2 separate regions of the Homo sapiens genome follow, and region 1 is linked to region 2. The links are chromatin loops, found by intact Hi-C in ENCODE. Cell type or tissue: CD4-positive, alpha-beta T cell. All regions are shown on one strand. Links, peaks and the distances in the headings refer to the core of each region. The heading gives the core; the rest is flanking DNA.

Region 1 (2,919 bases), core at 293-2,792, 48 kb after region 2:
CAACATCAATGCCTGGCTCATTGCTTTGGGCTCCCGTGCTGTCTGGAGCCAGAGGCCTCACACTGCATCTCTGAGTTCATCTTCTCATCCTACAGCCACTCCTCTGTCTGCTGGGCATGTCTTGTAGGATGTGCCAACAGCATCCCCAAAACAAGGCACCAAGGCATTAGCTCATTGTCTATCCTGCAATTCAGGGTCCCCTCTGCCATCCCCATTTATGCCCCAGCCTCCTCCATTCCCTCAGTCACACGTGCCCAACGGGGCAGCCCCATCACTTGGGTTACCTCACGAACTGCCCTCATGCCTTTCTTCTGGGATCATTTCCCACCTTTCTTAACTGTAATTCAGAAAAGAAACCTTGATAGCAAACTCACAGCGGTCATTTTTCATGTTCCCCTTCTAAAAGTTATTTTTTTTAATCAATCTTACCTTAAATGAAGGAGAATGATAATTGAGCTAATGGTTATTTTTACCACTGTCTTAACTTACTGTTGTTCTCCATCTATTCCTATGGGACGTATTTGTCTTTTCTTTCTGATGGCTTTCAAAATCTTCTCTTTGTCCGTCATGTTCTACAATTTGCTTATGACTTGACTGCCTTATTTGAGATTCATTGTGATTCTGGAAACTCTGAATTTAGGTCCTTAAACACCTCAAAAAACTTCTCAGCTAACATCTCATAAATATCACTTCATAACATTCTACCTATTTTATCTGTCTGAAAATTCAATCATATGCAACAAAAAATGGGAAATTATGAAAAATATGCATATTCTAATATATGGGAAACATCCATTTTTTTCTTCCCTGTTCTCTAACTTCTTTCATATTTCACTTTTCATTTTCCATGCTGCATTCTAGATCACTCCTGCAGATCCATCTTTGAAATCACTAAAAATCTCTGTAGGAGGAGCTAATCAACTGTTTGACTTTCCATTTTGTTTTCAGTGATTGTATGAGGCATTCCTAGATATATTTTTTGACAATTGTTATGAAAGTTGATGGTTTCAGGCATTGTCTTTTTCCTAGTTTCAGTTCCCCGTCATGTTCATTTAAATGTAGCTCACCAAACTTTCATATCTTATAATGCCAACATTTCGAGTCTTCAGGTTTGCACTTCAAATGTTTGTTGCTTGTGCTCATGTTTCCTCATTGCTATCTCCTAATATTCTTCATACTGGGAATCCATTTGTTCGATGGTAGTCTGTGACATTCCAGTGAGGCCCAGAGTGAGAGTGAATAACACTAAGAGTCAGTCATTTTGCAGCCATCTCCAGTCTAACTCCCTAATGTATGGCGCCAATAACTGCTGCACTCTAGGCTGCCAAATACACACATGACAAAGGTCGGTAGGGTCAAAAATGCTCTCAGGACACTCCCAAGGAAAAATTCAGAATAGAATTCAAATTTTCTAATTATTTTTAATAAAGCTCTTTCATAAATAAATGCCATTAAGCCATGTAGTCATCATGACATTTTCTTCTAAGGAGAAATTACACATACATATTTATAAATACATATATACTCATACATATATAGACCCTCTGGGTGAGAGAGACTTCAGACACAGTATTAAAAGAAAAGTTAGTCACCAGCGTCTGGAACATCTACATACAAATTGTGTCCACATTCACCTGGGCAGCACAGGTGTCCCCCGGAGAGGAGTCCATGGACCGTGGCAGGTCGAGACAGTTGTGTGATCTGATGCCTTAATCTGGGAGAATCCATCCTGTGCTGGATTGTGTTAAGTCAACTTTGCAAATGAAGAGTCTGACTTTCCCAGAATGCCATTTCTGTTATCATTCTGGTTAGAGATGGTCAAGGATACATTTGGTAAAATTTAGAAGACAGATATAAAACAGTCACTATAACAATTGGCAAGTCATTGTGGTCAGACAGTGAGAGTCAGTGACCAGCAGATACAGAGGCATCCAACAGACCTCGGAAGTCCTGTTCCTTCTGCACCCTGTGTCCAGTTCATCTTCCCAAATGTTGGCCAACAGCAGCCAGGCTGCCCACAGTGTTTGGCAGTGCACCTGCAGGGGTGGCCCCCATAGACAAGGAACAGCTTCCCCAGAAGCAGGTTTCCTTGGCCTTTTCCTGTGCTCCCGGCTCAAGGTCCCACTGCATGTCCTGGTATGCTCTGATCCTCTCATGTCCCTGCCACTCTAGCCTGTCCTGCCCAGAGCTTCAGGAGCCCTGACTACTGACTGGCTCCCTCACCTTCTGACTTCTCTCCTCCAGACCTTGTCTTCCTCAGCTCCTCCCACATATGCATAAAGTCTAATTCTGATCATAAATCTGTTACACTCTCAAACTTGTAGTGGCCCTGTTTTATTGATGCAAACCTAATGGAGATTTTCTTACCAGAAGTGGTTTCAAGGAACAACCTTTAAGGATGGAATTCTAGAAGTGGATCTCTGATCTGTCTAGATTTGTTGTGGGGAAAGACCCTGAAAGAGAGCACAGAGACCTGGAGGAGGTCAGGTACTGCAGCCACAAGAGAAAGCCTTGAGCCAGATGTGGCCGCCATGATAGTGATTCCCCATCAATTTCCAAGATCGACCTGAGCCCAGCAATCAAAGGGGTGGGCTTTCTTGTACTTAATGCTAGACCTCTGCCAGTTTACAGTAGATGTAGTGTGTTCCTACTATTGGTTCGTCCACCCACTCATCACTCATTCAGCCTCTCGTTCACTCATCCATTCTCTGTGAAATGGGTATCCCCACACACCAGGCACTGATGTTGTTAATGCAGCAGGCACAGCCTTAGCTCTCATGGGCTCAAAAATTGAGTGGAGAGGCCGGGCACGGTGACTCACGCCTGTAATCCCAGCACTTTCGGAGACCGAGGCAGGTGGTTCATGAGATCAGGAGATCGAGACCATCCTGGCCAACATGGTGAAACCGCATCTCTACT
Region 2 (2,919 bases), core at 146-2,645:
GGCAGGGTCAAGGAATAATAGGCAAATTGTGGGGAGTTTTTCAACTTGCGCATTGGGAACATAATTCCTGGATGTCAGTAGAGTCAACTGATGATGCCACTGCCCCTGCCAGCCAGTGACTCTGCCCTCTGCCTGCTAGTCCTCCCTCTACCTGCTGCCACCTTCAACCTACAGTCAAGTCATAAACCTTCACCCATGTGGTCTCCACTCCTGGCTGCCTTTCTTCTACAAGGTAACAAACGGACAAGGTTCATGATCATTTGCCCTCCACTTACCTCTCCACCATCAGCTCTGGGGGTCTACTTTAGGGCTCTCTTTGACAGGCTATTACTTCTTCACTGAACATATGTCCTTCCCTCCCATTCCTAGGTCTCTATCTTATTTCTTACATAAGATATACTTCAGGTACATTTATTCTTAGTGGTGAAAATCCAAGCTTAAATTTTACTAGAATAAATTGATAAAACTACGCTTAGACATTTATATAAGAAAGCGGTTTTTGTCTACACACAAACAAAATTGATTTTAGTTTTTGTTGCATTAAATTAAACTCTTGTGCATCAAAAAAACACCATAAAAGTGAAAACATAAGCTGCAGACTGGGGAAAGACAAAGGGAATGCATATAAATGATTTTTAAAAAGTGTTAAATTTAACATTCCTCAAAGTTGCTAATGAAGAGGCCATAGTAATGACCCCTGAAGGCATCTGAGCGTCTACTGCAGCCCTGCTGGTCACTAGAGGGCAGTGCGAGGGCTCTGACTTACTGACCAGGATGCAGAAGGTGATGATGGAGCAGGGGGGTAGGTGGAAAATGGATGGACTAGTTTGTTTCCTACTTCTGATCCTTACAAGCCAAGAGACACTGGGGAAAATGACTCAATGTCCCTGAGCCTTCTATCTATAAAGGAAGAATAGAAATGTTTGATGTGCAAGAGTGTGGAAAGCCCTTAAGCTATGTAACAAATACGAAGAATCTAGCACGTATCTGGGGCTCAACAGTCACTCTTCTACTGAAGTTATCCAGGAAGTGACAAACTACAAGAAGTTGCAGCACAGAAGCAGGCACACTCAGGGCACAGGAAACCTGGGCTCTATTGGTTGGGAAAGGTCTGCCCTCAGTAGGACACAAGACATGCCTTCCAAACAACTAAAAGCTTCCCTTGAAGGAGTGAAACCTGGGTGGGGCCTGCAGTTCTCAAGTCAAAGCTAAGGCGGAAGTTTATATACAGAATGTCAGTGACTCTGCTGGGCTGTGCCAAGCTGCTGGCACAGAGATAGAGGGCCGAGTCCCCTAGCAACAAGGCGTTCACATTCAGCTCAGAGCTATAGTTAGGGAACTGGTGACCTGAGAATTGATCAGGGAAGTTTCCTCTTCCTCTCTCTTCTTTCTCATAATACTGAAAGATAAACTGGGGCCCCTGACCCAGGGCCTGTTGGTACGAGGACACACTGGTGTGCCCAGAGATAGGAGAGCATCTCAGAGTCACGTGCTGTCCTCTCGTTTTGATCAGGTGTGTGGGACTTTGGGTGACTCCAGCGTCCACTGGGCCTGTGGGAAAAGCAGATGTATAATGAGCACTGGAGACAGCCTGGAGGTCCTCCCCAAGGTAAAGTGGAGGACACAGGGGTGGGAAAGCTGAGAATGGAGCAGCTGTCCTGTGCCCGGGACTCACCTTCTCCTAGGGGACAAAGCAGCACCCAGCAGAGGAGCCCGGGGCCCATGGCACAGTGGGGCAGGCAGCACTGCACCTGATTCAGGGCTTGGTCCTCCTGGGAAAGAGCTGAGTGAGTTCTGGGCCTTGATTTTCCTGATGGGAGGGGTATGCTGTGATGTCACTGTCTTGTGTCTTCCCTATGCAGCCTTCCTTAGGTCTAGTGCTCCACGGACACTGGACTCTCTACCTGTCCTGCCGAGCTGGAGGGATGGGTGAAGGCAGAAGCTTCTGTGGTGATACAGTTGCTCCTCTGCCTAACTGCCCCAGCTCACAGGCTGCCCCATCACCCTATCACCCTCCTCTGACCTAGTGCTGCGGTGCTCCATGCTGGAGCTCGCACACCTGCCTATCAGCAGATGGTGAGGAGCCTGTGATTAAACCATCAGTTTCCAGCTCTTCCTTGCTCTCCTCACATCATCTTTCTGAAGCTAGATTCACACCAAGGTTTCTTACTATATTTTCCTGTCCCAGGCAACATTCCCAACCCATTTCCTGAGTGGCCAGCGGTACAGAGGCCCCAAGATTTAGTCCATCTGATCAGATCCAAAGCAGACCTGTGTTGTCTGTAAATTATTAAGAGTGCAGATTCCCCAGAAATAAATCTAGGGCCTTATCAGCTCACACCACAGACCTAGCCAGCTTTGGACTCAACACCCTCAAGGCCATCCTATATGTAGTGCTCTGGAAAGTTTATGTTAATCCCTCCAGATCCACCCTGCCTTCACAGGCTGACTCCAGTGTATCATGTTAACTGTCTCCTCTTTTCTCTAACTTCAGAGTGAGTTTGGCTTATGGGAGACAGGACAGCAGAGGGAGGTAGTGTCACCATCTGTGCTGGTTTGCAAAATCTATTCCCTTGGCTGCCTTCTTGCTGGGTTAAATTGCCTGGTGCCTAAAAGTAGTCACACAGTGGCCTGAATGCTTTGCAGCTTAGATATTTCTTTCAGCAGATATCCTAGCTAATGGCTCATAATTTTATATTCCATAAAGTCCTAGAACAGGACACAATGTTGCCAAGGTTTTTGCTACTTATGAGAAGGATGGCATTTACTTCAATTTCTGATACCTTGTTCCTCATTTCCCCCTGAGCTTTCACCAGAAATGCCCTTAATGCTCTGTTTTCAGCAATCTAGGCTTTTGCTAGTCTGCTTCTCTGAATTCTTCCAACCTCTATCCATTAGCCATTTCCCATTAACTAAAGC

What was found. Peaks named below come from ENCODE experiments on the same cell type or tissue, not always from the same donor. Only the 100,000 strongest peaks of a DNase experiment are listed, where the experiment ranks them.
Region 1: a loop joins it to region 2, with 2.2 times the contacts of the local background. A loop is called at or near these places in 16 of 110 quality-filtered maps.

Annotation. Positions count from the first base shown.
Region 1 is chr7:142,470,986-142,473,904 of GRCh38, reverse strand. It overlaps TRB. Among named protein-coding and RNA genes, the nearest start is that of MIR11400, 2.1 kb to the left of the region's middle. In CD4-positive, alpha-beta T cell, for the core only: no CTCF peak of the experiment used is centred there; no DNase peak of the experiment used is centred there.
Region 2 is chr7:142,518,895-142,521,813 of GRCh38, reverse strand. It overlaps TRB and TRBV5-7. Among named protein-coding and RNA genes, the nearest start is that of MIR11400, 46 kb to the right of the region's middle. In CD4-positive, alpha-beta T cell, for the core only: no CTCF peak of the experiment used is centred there; a DNase peak (open chromatin) is centred at 1,243; H3K27ac peaks cover 1,419 bases.